2 separate regions of the Homo sapiens genome follow, and region 2 is linked to region 1. The links are chromatin contacts, found by Hi-C or POLR2A ChIA-PET in ENCODE. All regions are on one chromosome and are shown on one strand. The core of a region is the stretch at or near the end of the contact, and the rest is flanking DNA. Distances in the headings are between cores, read along the strand shown.

Region 1 (7,826 bases), core at 3,400-5,899:
AATTAGATTAAAATGAAGTTTATCTGTTTTGTTTTCCATTTTTTAATTTTTAATTTAATTTTTTTTTTTTTTTATTAGAGACGAGGTCTCGCTATGTTGTCTAGGCTGGTCTCAAACTCCTGGGCTCAAGCAGTCTTCCTTCCTCAGCCTCCCAAAGTGCTGGGATTACAGGAATGAACCACCATGCCTGGCCTTCTTCTTTTTTCACATGTGGCTATTCAGGCATATCTCAGAGATATTGTGAGTTCAGTTCCAGACCATCGCGATCAAGCAAATATTGCAATAAAGTGAGTGACGTGGATTTTTCGTTTCCCAGTGCACATGAAAGTTATGTTTACACTATACTATAGTGTGTTAAGCATCCAATAGCATTATGTCTAAAATAACAACAATATGTATATTTTAACTTAAAAATACTTTATTGCTAAAAAATGCTAATGATCATCTGCACCTTCAGCGAGTTGTGATCTTTTTGCTGCTGGATGGTCTTGTCTTGATGTTGAGGGCCTTGCTCTGGATTAGGCTTTGACTTACAGGAATGTTGTGGCTGGTTTGATCTTCTGTCCAGATCACTGAAACTTTCTCTACCTCAGCAGTAAGGCTTTTTTTAAAAATCATTCATGTGTTTACTGGAGTAGGACTTTAAATTTTGCTTTTTTTTTTTTATCATTCGTGTGTTTATTGGAGTGGGACTTTAAATTTCTTTCAATAACTTTTCGTTTGTATTCATAATTGACTGGTGTAAGAGGCCTAGCTTTCAGTCTTTCTCTGCTTTCGATATGCCTTTCTCACTAAGCTTAATTGTTTTTAGCTTTTGACTTAAAGTGAGAGATGTGTGACTCTTCCTTTCACTTGAACACTTACATGCTACTGTAGGGTTATTAATTGGCTTAATTTCAATATTGTTGTGTCTTAGGAAATAGGAAGGCCTGAGGAGATGGAGAAAGACAGGGAATGGCTGGTCAGTGGAGCAGTCAAAACGCACACAACATTTATTGATGAAGTTCACTGTATTCTATGGGTACAGTTCATAGCACCCCAAAACAATTATGATAGTAACATCAAATATCACTGATCATGGATCACTAAAACAGATATAATAATAATAAAAAAGTTTGAAATATTGTGAGAATTACCCAAATGTGACATAGAGGCACAAAATGAGGACATGGTGTTGGCAAAATGGCAGCAATAGACTTGAGCAGGACTGCCAGAAGTCTTTACTTTGTTAAAAAACAGTATCTGCAAAGCACAATAACACAAAGCACAATAGAGTGAGGTGTGCCTGCATTTACTTCTGTGGCTCACATTATATTTCTGCTGGGTAGTGGTCGTCCAGATCCCTCCAATTGCCTTTAGCACTTCTTAGCAGCAATCTTCTATGACTACTTAGATACTTTAGAATATGCATTGACAACTTGGATTAGCTCTAAGCTTGGAATTCACAGCCAGGTAACGCAACAGCTGAGGTGTTTGCTTTATATAAGGACCTGTGAAAGCAGATTGGCAACTGCTAAAATAAAAACCAGAACCCAGGCCAAGACCTCACCCCAGTTCACACCAGCAAAATCTCAGAAATTCCCTTTATGTTTTTGCTAAAATCAACAATTAATGAAGCCAAAAGTCTGACACTGATAACTGAAAATAAGCATTTTTTTTTTCTTTTTCTTTTGGGATTTCAAGTACAGAAAGACAAAGATAAAATGAACTAATAATCTAGCCCTTTCATAAAAACAAAACCACTTAGATTAGCAATTATGCCAATTTGGGTCCTCTGAGAAGCAGATGCCAAGACAAGGTTGATTTTGCTAGAGACGTGTTGGGAGAAAAGACTGTGAAGGATAAGGGGGTAGAAACAGGAGATGGCAGACAGCCTTCAGACCATGTGTGCTGACCTGCCACCTGTGAAAGGAGAGAGGGAAGGAAGAACTGGGCAGAGCTCCTCGGACTGCAGCACATTCCTCAGAGAATCCTGGCCAGGTCCACAGGAGTCCCTGAATGCAAAGGCTGCTTGTTGCAGGCAGCCTATGTCCAGCAGGAAGGGGCTAGCACTTGTTCCCACCACAAGCAGCCCAGGGGAGGTGTGGCCTTGATACCAATAGGGAGGCAGGCCCCAAGGATGCTAACTGGGGCTGGCAGTCAACTCTGCTCCCTTTGGCATTTCCTCTTGGAAGAGAGCTAAATGGTGCACTGCCACACCATCAGAGAAATATTGATCTCCAATATTGGATATTGTTTCAGATTTGAGGTTAAATTTACAAGCCCATATGTCCTTGTGTTTTTCTCCACACTATGTGATTTGGTGAAGAAACTGGGTACTTATGTAAACCAATGTACTGACCAGAGTCACAACACCAGATTCTATTAGTCTTGGCTCTGCCACTCTCTAGACACTTCACTTACTTCAGCCTCAGTTTGTTATGGATAATGATATCCACCTTGTGAGGTTGTTGTGATCATTAAAAAGGATAACATGTGAGACAGTGTTTCACAAAGGTAAGATTGTTTGACCACTTTGTTCATATCCTGATGGTCCCACCTGATTTCTGGAATGCTAAAGAATTTCAAAGGCAGGTAATGCCATGTTGAATTTTCTCAGCTATCAGAAAAATTTGGCTTGAAAATCATATCTACCTATGAAAAGTCGTCTGAAACTCATTCTAGTTGATCCCGTTCGCACAACATTCAGGGCTTTCTTGCAGTTATTTCCTCTTACAGCACTTCCTGCAGACATTTCCAAGGAGGAATCCTTCACTCCACTCCAGTCTCTGCTCAATCGATGTCTCCTCCTAGGCCTGCCTTCGCCAATAGCAGCTCCATCACCTTTTGCCCTCTCCTTGCTTTGTTTTCCTTCATAGTACATATAAGTTCTCGATATTATAATGTTTAACTATTAGTTGATGGTAGTCTTCCTTATTAAAACATAAGCTTCATGAGGGTAGGGCTTCCTCTGTTTCATTCACTGTTATATCCTTTAGAATGCTACCTGGTGTCGGGTAAGGAATTGACTTTTTTTAACTGAATGAAATTCACATGTGGTTTCCAAAAGGAATGAAATGGCAAATGAGGAATTTTTCATGAATATCCTGGTCTACCTTAATGGTAAGTGGGAGAGGAAGAAAGACGCTAATTATAGAATACCTCAGATGGGTTCAGCCTCTTCCTCAGTCAGACCTTTCACCGGAATTGCTGGCAAGAAGCAAATGGACAGGTTTGGCACTCATCATTCTTCCTTACTCAATTTCTCTAGGGGAGGTGGGCAAGGGTTTTGTAAAGACTCATGGTAATCATGTGGTAACACAAAACTGAGTAAGAGCCCTGTCTAGCCCACCAGTGGGACACTCAGCCTTTGAGGGTCAAGAATGGTTTTGTCTGTTTTAGCTTGTCCTGTAAGTCATGAGCAAAGACACAAGTTGTGGTGCAAAGAAGAGAAAATACTTGCTTTATTTTGACCTAAAGGGCAAAACTGGCATCACAGAATGGCTGACGCCTACTGCTTAGGTCTATCCTGCAAAAAAGGGGCTATCACTGAGGGAGGAAGAGTTGTTCATCCTTCTCAGCATTCAAGCTGAGGGTAGTGTCAATCTAGAAATGTTGTAGAGGTGGTTACTGGCTGAGTGTAGGGGGTTCAGACTAGGGGAACTTTGTAGTCCTTTCTCATTTACTGATTCTATGAATTTGAGTCATCTCTGAGCTAACAAATTGTTTACTTAGAAAGTCAACAGAGAGAAAAAGGGACATGGGATCATCAAGCACCCAGATGGAATGCAATAAACTCTCATACTGGTTTATTTAAGACAACTTCCTCTTGTCTTAGCCAAGAAATAATCTGTGGATCATCCTCAGTTTGTAACTGCCTTCAGAGTGATCTATGTTTTCTGGGAGAGAGAAAGCTTAACCCCAATCCCCCAGGACTGCAGGGATCCCTGCAGGTAGAGGGGGGACAGTCTGCCAAACACAGAACCCCTCTGAGAGAAGAACAAAGGGCAGAGCTGAAATTCCAGCAGTCATCTCTCCTTAAAGGTTGCCCTTGTTGCCTCCATTCATGGAGGAGAGAGTTGGCCCCATTCACTCAGCAGCACAAGTCTGATTCTCCTGATAGTGTGGTGAGTAGACAGTGCAGAGGGCCTGGGAGACAGAAGACCCAGGTTCTATTCCCAGTTCCACCTCTAATTCACTTTATGACCTTGGTCATGTTGCTTGACCTCTCTGGGCCTCAAATTCTTTTCCAGAAAATGAGAAGATTGATTTAAATGATCTCTAAGGCTCCTTTGTGTGTATGTGAAAATATGACTGGGGGATTCAGGGAAGGCTGGGTACTTGTTCCCTTTTAGAGCTGTCTCTGAAACGCAGCTTAGCATTTGGCACTGGGGGTGGGAAACAAAACAGAGAATCAGCCTTGAGATGTGACAGACCTGTGGGCTGCCTGTCCTGTCTCCTTCACAGGGCTCTGGGGCGTCTCACATTTCCTAGAGTGTAGCTGCCTCATGGAAGAGGGCAGAAGGCCTGGTGACAAAGCAGCAGATCTTGTCAGCTGACTCCCCTGCCTTCCATCCCCCCACTGACCTCGGAGTGGTGAGTCACGCTTCGTCACCCAGGGTTACTGGCAGCAGGCCCCACACAACTTCTTCAGCTTGTCAACACCCAGGATAGAATAAATCATCAGAGACCCATTTTTAGCCAAGAGTGAAAAATGAAGTCACCAGGAAAAGCAATAGAAGATGCCAATTAGGAATGCAAATAGGAAGCGAGGGTTTGTTGAAGGACAGGGTTATCTTCGCAGGGAGCCAATCCCCGGAAGGCTGCAGGCTTCTGGATTTGCAGTCTGAGTTTGCAGCATCTGGTGAGGAGGGCTCTGGGAAGAGGCCCACAGCTGGGTGGGAGTGACCACAACACTTCCTGCCCTCTTCCACTTTCAAAACCACATCAGCCAGGCTGAGGGATCTTAGCTTCTTCTTGCTCCAGGAAGTGGGTCTTAGAATTATCACATCACAGGGAATTAGGAGGGAGATGCTGAATTCTCTAATCTAGTGACTTTCCTGTCTTTTGTTCTGTTTTATTTTAGGAGCAGGACAAACAGGGAGGGGAGGGTTTGCAGCCTGCAGGCTGAGCCTCCCTCTCTTTTTCTTCCCTACTCTGGGCTAGACTAATTTGTCTCAAAGGCTCTTCCGCTTTTACCATTCTGTAGTTCATTGTCAGATTTCAAAATAACACATTCCAGCAGTGTTGAGCATGTGGGCAAATTCTGATGAAATAATACCATTTCAGTAAAAAGAAAAAAACCCGGTTCTGTCACTTTTATTAGCTATGGGATCATAGTTAAACCTCAATTTCCTTATCTGTAAAATGAAGAAAATAAAAGTACCTATCTCAGAAGGTCTTTGGGAAGATTGAATTAAGATAATAAAGGTCAACTCTTGCTCAACACAGTCCTATCCATAAACATAGGCAATAGTGTTGCTGAATAGAAAATAAAAGCTGGTGGGACCCACGGTCTCCTAGGGAGACAGTAGGAGCCGGGTGCTGCTCCAAAGTCTGGGGGCCCATTCTATGCTCTGTGGGTCTCCTGAAGGGACTCAGTGAATTCTCGGAGGAGACACCTTGCAACACGTTCCTGTGCAAATCCTGCAGGAAATCTAGGGGTTTCTCCCTGGACTTGGTTGGCTTTAACCCCTTCTCCTGGCCTCGTGTATGCCCCACTTCAGGAGGGAGGACAGCTTCAGTAAATGCACTAGGATCCAGAGAGGTAAGTAGCAACTTGTTTATGCAGCCATTCATTTATTCACTCATTCATCCAGCAAAGACTCTGTACCCATCTATACGTGGCAGTGCAGCCAAGGCTGGGAGGATTCAGAGATGACTGAGCCTGGGTCTTTCTCTTAGCAGCTGTGGGGAGGGGCCAGCTTCCTCGGGGCTCAGCTTTTTTCTCAACTCCCACCTTGTCTCCTCCCTCTCCTGCCCATTAGTCTTGGGCTCTGGTGATTTTAACTTGAAAATGACCCTTATATTCATGGGCCTCTTCCTCCTAGGCTGCTACTTGAAACCCCAGAAGTGGGTGAGATTGCCAAAGGACAGAATATCCGGAAAAGAGAATTTACATCAGTGTGAAATCTTGGGAAATGTGTACATATGAAAGAAGGATGTAGAAAAAAAAAAAAAGGCTTTGGAGGGGGCAGGCACTGGTGGATGTCCAGGTGTTACACAGGGGGTGGGGGAGCCCAGCTAAGGCTGCTGGATGATGAGTAGCCTGGGGAGCAGCACACAGGAGCAGGTAGGTTTGTGCTTTTAAGAAAAGCGGACTGTCTAAGCAGGTAGTCAGCCTCAGGCTGCAGATAGGACAGTGGACAGGGTTCGGTGGCCAGAAATTCTCGGGGCTGGATGATTCTCAGAAGTCCAAAGCTGGGGAGCAGCATCAGATTTCAGGCTTCTGCCTCTGGCCAGACCCCAGTCCCGGCAATGAGGCGGAGTTCTGCCAAGAACAAGGCAGTTTCTAGTTCTAAAGTGGTGGAACAGGATAAGGATTCAATTTCCCACACTGGGCATTCGGTTAGGGCCAGCCCAGCAGGGAGGGGGTTGGCCTGCAGGCACAGATCTGGTGGCCTCAGCTGGGGGAGAACAGGTCTGGCAGGGGTTGGGAACTAGGCTGGGCTGATGTTCCCAGAGAAAGGTAAACACAAGGAAGTACGTCTGAGGTAGAATTGATTAACTGGGTTGTTGGGCTAGATTGATTGGAAGATTGTGACCTTTGCCTTTGATATCATCGTGGGCCAACCACAGGGAGTATCTTCTCCTCATTCAGACACAAGTGCATAGACTATAGGCCCATCAAACAATATTTTACAATTGACAGATGTCTATGTCTGTGATTCATCTGGTCCTCATCCCAACCTTGTGCACGAGGAAGGGGACGTCACATTTTCTCCATTTTGCAGATTAAGAAACTGGGTCACAGTCAGAGAGGGGAACTTGCCTGAGAAGGCAGCTGTAGGCCAGGAGCCAGGATGGGCATTCAGGGCCAGGCTCAGGCTACAGTTCCCTGGGGCCTCTCCGGTCTTTTTTTTTATTTTGGCAAAAGGAGGATAGTGGTTGAAGGTAGACTTCAGGTCCTGCCCCTTCCCGACTTGCGTGATCTGGGGCAAGTTGCTTACCCTCTCAAAGCTTCCATTTCCTCATTTTTAAAGCTAATTAATTAATTAGTTAATTAAACACATAAAATTGACATGTAATAATTGTACATATTTATTGGGGACACAGGAGTATTTTGTACATATATACAATGTATACTGATCAAATCAGAGTAATTAGCATATCCATCACCTCAAAGATTATCATTTTTTTGTGTTAGGAACATTCAAAATTCTTTCTTCTAGCTATCTGAAAATACACCATAGATTTTTATTAACTACAGTCACCCTACAGTGCTGTAGAACACCAGAACTTACCCTTCTAACTATCTGTAATTTTGTGTCCATTAACCAAACTTTCCCTATTTTCCCCTTCCTCCTACTCTTCCTACCCTCAGAGAACCACAGTTCTACTTTCTACTTCTATGAGCTCAATGTTTTTAGCTCCCACGTATGAGTGAGAACACATAATATTTATCCTTCTGTGCCTGACATTTTTTCCCTAACATAATGTCCTCCCAGCTCATCCATGTTCCTGTGAATGACGAGATTTCATCCTTCTTTATGGCTGAATAATATCCCATTGTGTGTGTGTGTGTGTGTGTGTGTGTGTGTGTGTGTGTGTGTGTGTGTGTGTATCTCACGTTTTACTTACCTATTTATCTGTTGATGAACACAGTTGATTCCATATATTGGCCACTG
Region 2 (7,354 bases), core at 1,316-3,815, 170 kb before region 1:
TGTGAATATACATAGGCTGAGCCACCTTAAATCCCTCCCAGAAAGAGTCTAGGTATATAGGCGAGGGGGCCTGTTAGGAAATCACTGCAATGTTCTGGGAGGAGATGACAAATCCCTGTGAGGCGTGCGGTTGTAGAGACGCAGAGGAAAGGGTGCACAGGAGGCATTTTAAGGTGGAGTCAGCAGGACCCAGAGGCTGATCAAATGAGGGAGTGAAAGGAGAACAGAAGGGTCTGGGAAGCAGATTTGCTAAGGTTTCTCAGTGATGCCCATGAGGAAAGATGGGAGAAATATGGATTGGCTGCGAGAATGGTAAGGTTGTGTCACTAATGGGAGCAATGCACCCCAAAAGTATCAATGAATGGCCTGGTGTGTCTTCCAAGGGGGTAGGGGTTCCTGTGTTTTGACGTGGCTTTGTCTTAGTCAAGAGTTTTGTCATTGATTTGGATAATATAGAGGATGAGTTCACCACATTTCAGATGTCAAGAAGCTAGAAGAGATATCAAATCTAAAAGTGTCAAAAAGGATGAGAAGGGGGGTGGTGGGGGGAGAGGGGGGTGGTGGGGGGAGAAGAGAGAGGGAGAGACTAAATCTGAAAAGACAAAATTTAACAGGGCTACACGTGGATCCCAAATCTATCTGCTCAAGGTCAGGGAGTGGTAGCTTAGTAGCAGCACATATGAAAACAGTCAGGGACTTATTGATTATAATTTTCAACAGGAGTAAATATTGTACAGCATCTTCTCCCAGCCCTCAAGTGACTGTAGACTGCGCTGTCTGAAGCATGTGTTTCAGAAAAGGAAGGTGACAGCCTCATTCAGTTTTGTGCTGGTTAAATGGCAATGGATTATTGCTTTTGCTTGTGGACACAAGAGCAACATGGAGACATGGAAGCACGTTCAGACGAGAGCAAGCGTGACAGTGAAGAGGCTAGAGTCACCTGATTCCAACATCGTCATCACCACCATCTGTTGGGCGCTTACATCTCACAAAATCATCTCACAGCCTATGCAGCAGTCATTTCCATTCCCACCTTACCTACGAGGAAACTGAGCCTCAGGGGATGACATCACTGTAACACTACTGCTTCTGGCTCCACGGTTTTCATGAGGGAAGACATACCCAAACCCATGCTCTTTCCACCCCTCCTTACTGTGTCCTAAACCTCACCATCTGAGGGACTGTTGAGGGATGTGGGGATCCTTACGTTTCAGTTGGAATCAGACTCTGCCCCGTGCCCTGTCTCTGAGGTCCAATTTACTTTGTCCTGTCTCTGCTATACCTTACTCTCCTTACTCCAGCTGGACACAAGTTCTGGATCTCTTGTACCAAATCAGACCTCCCCAACTCATGTCTTCTACCGAAACAGACCTCCCTGATTCGTGATCCTGACATCCACTGGCATTGTGAGGGGCTACTGCCTAGGACACCGTGACCACATCCTATTTATCACTTTACCTCCTCCCCAGGACACAGTTTTCCTAGACCACTTCTGTTATCCAACCTCACTTAGACCAGGGCTATACAGTTATGACAATCCAACTTGTTTAGCAAGAAGACAGATTTAGCATTTCGGGTGGCTCCTGGGCTGGACAGGCAGAGCTGGGGCCTGGATAAGAAATGGATCCCCCCAGGAGAGACACAGGGACCAGTTCCTAGGTGCTCAGAGAAACCGGAGCGGAAGAGTTGATCCACTGGGATCAACTTATAGGGTTCGGTGGCTGACTGGACATAGTTTCTAAGGAAGAAATGGGAATCTGGTTTAGAGATAGAGGAGACTATTGGTTCTTTTCAGGTTGATGGTAGAAGAATTATGAAAGCTGCTTCAGGGAAACACAGATCTTCCCTTTCCTGTTACATACTCATTCCTAAAGAATCCTAGTTTAGGGCCTGGGAGATTGGACACATAGTTAACAGAGACACAAGACTTGTAACCCAGGAGTCTGGTGGTTCCCACTATGTGTGAGTCTGTTTTTGAGCCAGCATAACATTAAAGTAGACTCAGCCTCTTTTGGCTCTACCCCCAAAGAATCTGCTGTCCCCAAAGGCATTGTTTAGAGGCAGGCGACAAAGTACAAAATTCTTAGGGGTGGTGAAGGAATTTATAGAGCTGCCTCTGAGAACACTTGCTCAAATCAGGATCGATGTGCATGTTCCCTGGTGTTCTCGCCCTGCCCCAGCCTGTCACTGGCAGGCACTGTCTCTCCATTCTTCCCACCCCAGCCTGGCCTCTCTTGTGCCGAGTAATCCTGCTCTGCCTGACACGTGCTTTTCCATGCTCAGCGAAGCAAGGCCGTTGACAGGCCCAGCCTCCTTGGGAGATGGTTTAATGTGTTGCTTTTGCTACTCAACAATGCCCTGTGGAGTATTGCTCACTCCTATTTGTATAAACAACCCCCTCATGTATCTCTTCCAAGCACGCACAGCATTCTTTCCCTGGCAGTTTTGGTTGTAACTTTGTCTCTTTCAGTACAGAAGCTGAAGTGGGTGTGGCTGGGAAGGCCTGAAGTTACTGCAGAGCTAGGATTTGAACCTGGGTTTTGTGACTCCCAGTCTAATGCTTCTTCCACAGTATCAGATGGTGTGGGCTGCAGGTCTCTGCAGGTGAGGGCTTCTGGCTCAGCTGCTGGGGAGTAAGCACCAAGTAGGCACTTGGGCCAGGTCAGTGTTTCTCAATGTTTTATCATGATTGCCCCCCTAAAGAGTCTTTCTAGACATTTTTACCCCCTAATTGTCTACCCGTGAAGTTTTAGCACCAGGGATATACTGCACCCTGTTTGTGTACTGTATATATATGTGTGTGTGTATATATATATATCTGCTTTATAATAAAAACTTTTTTCATCACCCACCTCAAGATACAATTTCACCCTCTTGGGGGCAATATGGCCCCTATTGATAACGCAGGGGCTCAAAGTGATTCTCAGAGTGAGGGCCTCGGACCAGCAGCGGCAACATCACCAGGAATTTGTTAGAAATGCAGATTGTAAGTCCCGCTCTAGACCTATTGAACCACATCCTTGCGAGGTGGGGTCCAGCTGGCTGTGACTTAACAAACCCTTCCGAGGATCCTGGATTTGAGATAGGGGAGACTATTGGCTTTTTTCAGTTTGATGGTAGAGGAAGAATTAGGAAAGCTCGCCTGAGAGAAACACCAATCTTCCCTTTCCTGTTAATCACTTTCTTAATTAATTGTAATCATGGTCAGGATCCATTCTCTTTGATCCTTCAGCTCTTATTAAACACCTAGTGTGTGCAAGGCATGTTGAGCTCTGTAAAGATCATATTTTGGCCGGAAAGAGCCAGGTTCTACAGAGCCTGAATCTTAGATATAATTTGGAGGTCCTCTTTAAGAAAAAAAATACATCATGAATACATAATTGTGTGTTGGGGGAGAGGAGGTTGAAAGGGGCTTGTGCAAGTGAAGGATCTTGACACCTAAGCTCCATTGGCTCCATGGCAAGTCAGCTCACTGCTGAGCCCAAGGGAGGACCCTGAAGGTGGTCGCACAACAAAGACAGGCAGATGGGCAGGGCTGAGCTCCTGCCAGCCAGGCATGTGAAGGTGTCTGCGATGGAGACAGGTATGCATTTGGGGAATAGAGTGGGGAGAGCATTGTGCTGACCTGGAGCCTGGGAAAGGCATATCATGGGAGGTATCCAGAGGGCTTTGGAGAGGTGTACCAGTAGAGACAGGAAGGGTTTGGAAGAGCGGCGGAGCACATTGCTTCCAGGAGGGAGGAAGATGAGAGGATGTTTCCATCTGACGGTTTCAAGGCATTTTCTAGATGCTCCCCATAGCTTGAAGAGAGCCCAGACAAGCTCTCCCTGACTGGTCATTGAGCATTATTTGCTGTGGAGGGCAGGAGCTGCATTTCCCAAGAAGGTCTTTGGGCTCAGAGACCCCTTCTCCTTGCCCAATAAACACAGCCTGACTTCCCCCACTTCCCCATCCATTCCTGAGAATTAGTGGCTGCTGACAGATTGTCCCACCACGGGTGGCAGGGGAGGGGAGGAGTGGTGCATCACCTGCCAGCTTGCTCTGACGGGGGAGCCATTTGTCATTCGGTCGGGGGTGAAGCATGAACTGCATTTAAAGATTTGGATTTACTGCACACTGACCACTCAGGCCAGCCTTCTTCGTGGCTCAGCTGCCTTGGAATGAGAGCTGCCTATTATGTCTTCCTCAGTGGCAGCTCTAACTACTGCCATCTTCCCAATGGACACCTCCAAGGAACCAGTTACTTTTGTAAAAGGCAGTGCATTTGTACCTCACGGACTTCATCATGTCCATCAATCAAGATTTACTTTAAAAGGGCCGGGCGCGGTGGCTTATGCCTGTAATCCCAGCACTTTGGGAGGCTGAGGCGGGTGGATAACCTGAGGTCAGGGGTTGGAGACCAGCCTGGCCAACATAGTGAAACCCTATCTCTACTAAAAATACAAAAATGAGCCGGGTGCAGTGGCGCAGACCTGTAATCCCTGGAGAGATTGAACCACTGCACTCCAGCCTGGGTGACAGAGGGAGACTCCATCTTAATTTTTTTTTTTTTTTTTGAGGGGGAAGACTTCTGTAGCAGGGCTTGGGTTCTCTGCTTAATTTTGTGAGTATTCGTCTAAATTGTGCTAACGCATAATTAAGGTATTCGGAGTTAGTCTTCTCTCTGGAATGATATACAAGAATTGATTTCAAACAGTCAGACATCTTCTGTTTTATGAACAGAGGTCTTGATTTATAGTGTTGGACTTTCTTTGCCTGCCAGGAAAGCCTGATATCTTTTTCTGTCATTCTTTCCCTTCCTTTTCTCCCTCTCTCCTTCCCTCCCTTGTTCAATGAGCTTTTATTACGTGCCAGGCACTTCTCTGAGCACTGGAGCCAAGGATGAATAAGACAAGGTGTCCAACTGTAGATGACTGCTTGTAAAGATACAGAAACAAAGAGCCTTAGAGGAAGTGGTAAATCCCACAGAATGGATCTCTCAACTTCAGAACTATTGACATTTTGGGCCACATGATTCTACTGTGAAGGCTGTCTGGTGCATTGTAGGATGTTTAACAGCACCCCTGGCTTCTCACTAGATACCAGTAACATCCTCTTCTCCAGCTGTGCCAAGCAAAGATGCCCCCAGATATTGCCAAATGTCCCATGGGGTGAGGGAGCGAAACCATCCCAGTTGAGAACCACTGAGAACCACTGCCCTAGATCCAACTCGTGATAGGGATGAGAAGGCTTGGGTTTCTGTCCTGGTTCTGCAGCAGGGAGCTATGTGGTCAGAAGTAACTTAATCTCCTCAAGCTTCCCTTTTCTTATCTGGAAAAGAAGAGTTGAGAAAAATCCCTTCTAAATCCCACGAGTCTTGGAAATTTTGCATTTGTCTGCTATAATATATCAGAGCATATGTTCTGGAAAGGTAGGGACAGAGTTTATGCTTGACCCTACGCTTAACATGCCTAGAATTACAGAAACCTGTAATCAGTTAACAAAGACTTGTAGATGCTGACTGTGTGTAAAATAAACAGGGCCTGTGATTAAGAAATTTACATTCTTCATGGGGAAAGAAAATCCAGTCCCAAGACAGCGTGCTTGGGTTCTGGACTGCTTGGGCATGAATCCTGGCTCTGCCTCATGTGGGCTGGGTGACTTTGAATAAGTTACTTACTCTCTCTGAGCCTCAATTTCCTCATCTATAAAATGAAGATGATAATAGCCACTTCAGCGTTGCTGTGAAGTTTTAATGAGGTAGAACAGTGCCTGGCACACAGAGCAAGTACTTGACAAGAGTTAGCTATGGTGGTTGGGAAGATGAGGCTAAATTTCCAGCACCAAGCCTTGCTGGTTTCACACCCAATGCCTAGAGCATATGGTTAAGTCCTGCCAGTGCTCAGAAGGAAAGAGCCCACAGGGAGAGAAACAGATTCTATGAAGAGTATCTACGAAGGTTGCATAGGCTTTGTTTTTGGCAGGGAGCTGCAGGGCAGGAAAGGGAGGAGGCCATAATAGAAGGCCCAGAGGTGCTCAGTGAATAATGGGTAGAATCACCCAGTCTTTCAAAACCAGAACTAAATCGCTCAGAGCAGTGAAGTGACCTGCCCAGCCCACACTGCAGTCAAGGATGAGAGTCGGGATCAGCACCCCAGGTCTTGATGCGTAGTCCAGTGCTCTTCTTGCTTGACCAGCTCTGTGGGGATTTTAGAAAGAGAGATTCCCTGGTGAGAAAGTCTTCTGTGTTCTAAATGCCCAGAGTTAAACAGGTCTGTCTTGAGAGCCCTTAGGGCAGGGTAAGGGGGCAGGGGAGGGAAGGACCGGTGGAACGGTTGATGTTGGATCAATGACATGAGGGCTGGGTGTTTTGGAACCTGTGATAGCCCAGTGAGGGACTGGACTAATATTTAATTTTGTATTGTCAATCAAAACAGAAAAACCAGGGTTGCTAAGGAAATCAGATGAAGGGAGGACATTCAGATGAAGAAACAGATCATTTCCAAGCAAGAACTAGCAAGAACTCCAGATTCCTTATGTGCATTCAGGTAAAAAGCTAACTATAAATCAGTTTTAACAGGTCATTAAAGAGATCCCACCCAAGCTGTATTTTGCAAAACTTCATTATCTGACGCTGGGTATTGGCAATGTGAAATATACATTGGCACTGATTGATACAGGTGGGTCAGGGCTGTTAGCTCAACAGAATAGGAGTCCTCACAACTATGTGCTACTGGTACTAGTAATTACAATCAAAACCATGTTGTCTTATATCTGCAGCATACTTCCCTTTGTTCAATGCACTTTCATAGGCATTGCCAAGCCCTGACGAGTCTATTATTCTCATTTTCTGTAAGTGCAAACAGCGTAAATGAGGTTGGATGACCTGCCCAAGGATCTATGGCTGCAATCTGGGCACCTCCTCATGTGGGCTCACCATACTCTGTACCTGCTGGAGTAACCACCCTTCAAATGGCCCAAGGGCCCCTGCCTCCCAGGATTTGTACCCTGTGTGGTCCTCTCCCACATTGCACCAGGGTTGGTCTGACCAATAACAGAGCAGAAGTGATGGGTATGTCACTGCTGGGATTAGATTGTGAAAGACTAGGCCTTCCATTGTGGAGCCTCTTGCTCTCTCTGGGGATTCTCTCTCTTGCTGTGGGAGAAGCCAACTGCCATGTTGTGAGCAGCTTTAGGGAGAGGCCCCCATGGCAAGGAACTGAAGCCTCTGTCCCAGTAGCTGCAGGGATCTGGGGCCTGCCAATCTCCTCATGAGCATTATTCTCCAGCCTCAGTGGAGTCTTACCTCTGTACTAGGAGGCAAGGTGACCTCCTCCAGAACCCCTACTCTCATTTCTTAAAACCTCTCCTCCTA

What was found. Hi-C counts contacts between places; a loop is a spot of excess contacts on that map. ChIA-PET counts read pairs that join two places held with the same protein, here RNA polymerase II (POLR2A). Pooled maps may share reads with other maps.
Region 2: a map of IMR-90 shows a loop between it and region 1 (5-fold over the local background). The contact joins the promoter of LIPC-AS1 here to the enhancer-like site in region 1. A Hi-C loop is called at or near these places in 5 of 168 maps with a recorded cell type or tissue (IMR-90, PC-9, ascending aorta and 2 more) and 12 of 50 pooled maps. POLR2A ChIA-PET finds 5 or more read pairs at or near these places in 1 of 52 experiments (AG04450).

What each region holds. Positions count from the first base shown.
Region 1 is chr15:58,329,099-58,336,924 of GRCh38, reverse strand. No RefSeq gene overlaps it. Among named protein-coding and RNA genes, the nearest start is that of LIPC, 99 kb to the left of the region's middle. RefSeq lists enhancers at 4,401-4,695, 3,852-5,051. Within about 2 kb of position 4,649, at least 36 of the 41 ENCODE cell types and tissues checked have a DNase peak (open chromatin) inside an H3K27ac peak, as active enhancers do; they include IMR-90, PC-9, ascending aorta and 2 more, where a contact is called at or near this core.
Region 2 is chr15:58,493,946-58,501,299 of GRCh38, reverse strand. LIPC-AS1 (LIPC antisense RNA 1) reads left to right here and starts at 2,565. Exons shown (of 3, transcript NR_120338.1): 1 at 2,565-2,661; 2 at 6,417-6,527. All of the region lies in intron 1 of LIPC (lipase C, hepatic type), which reads right to left.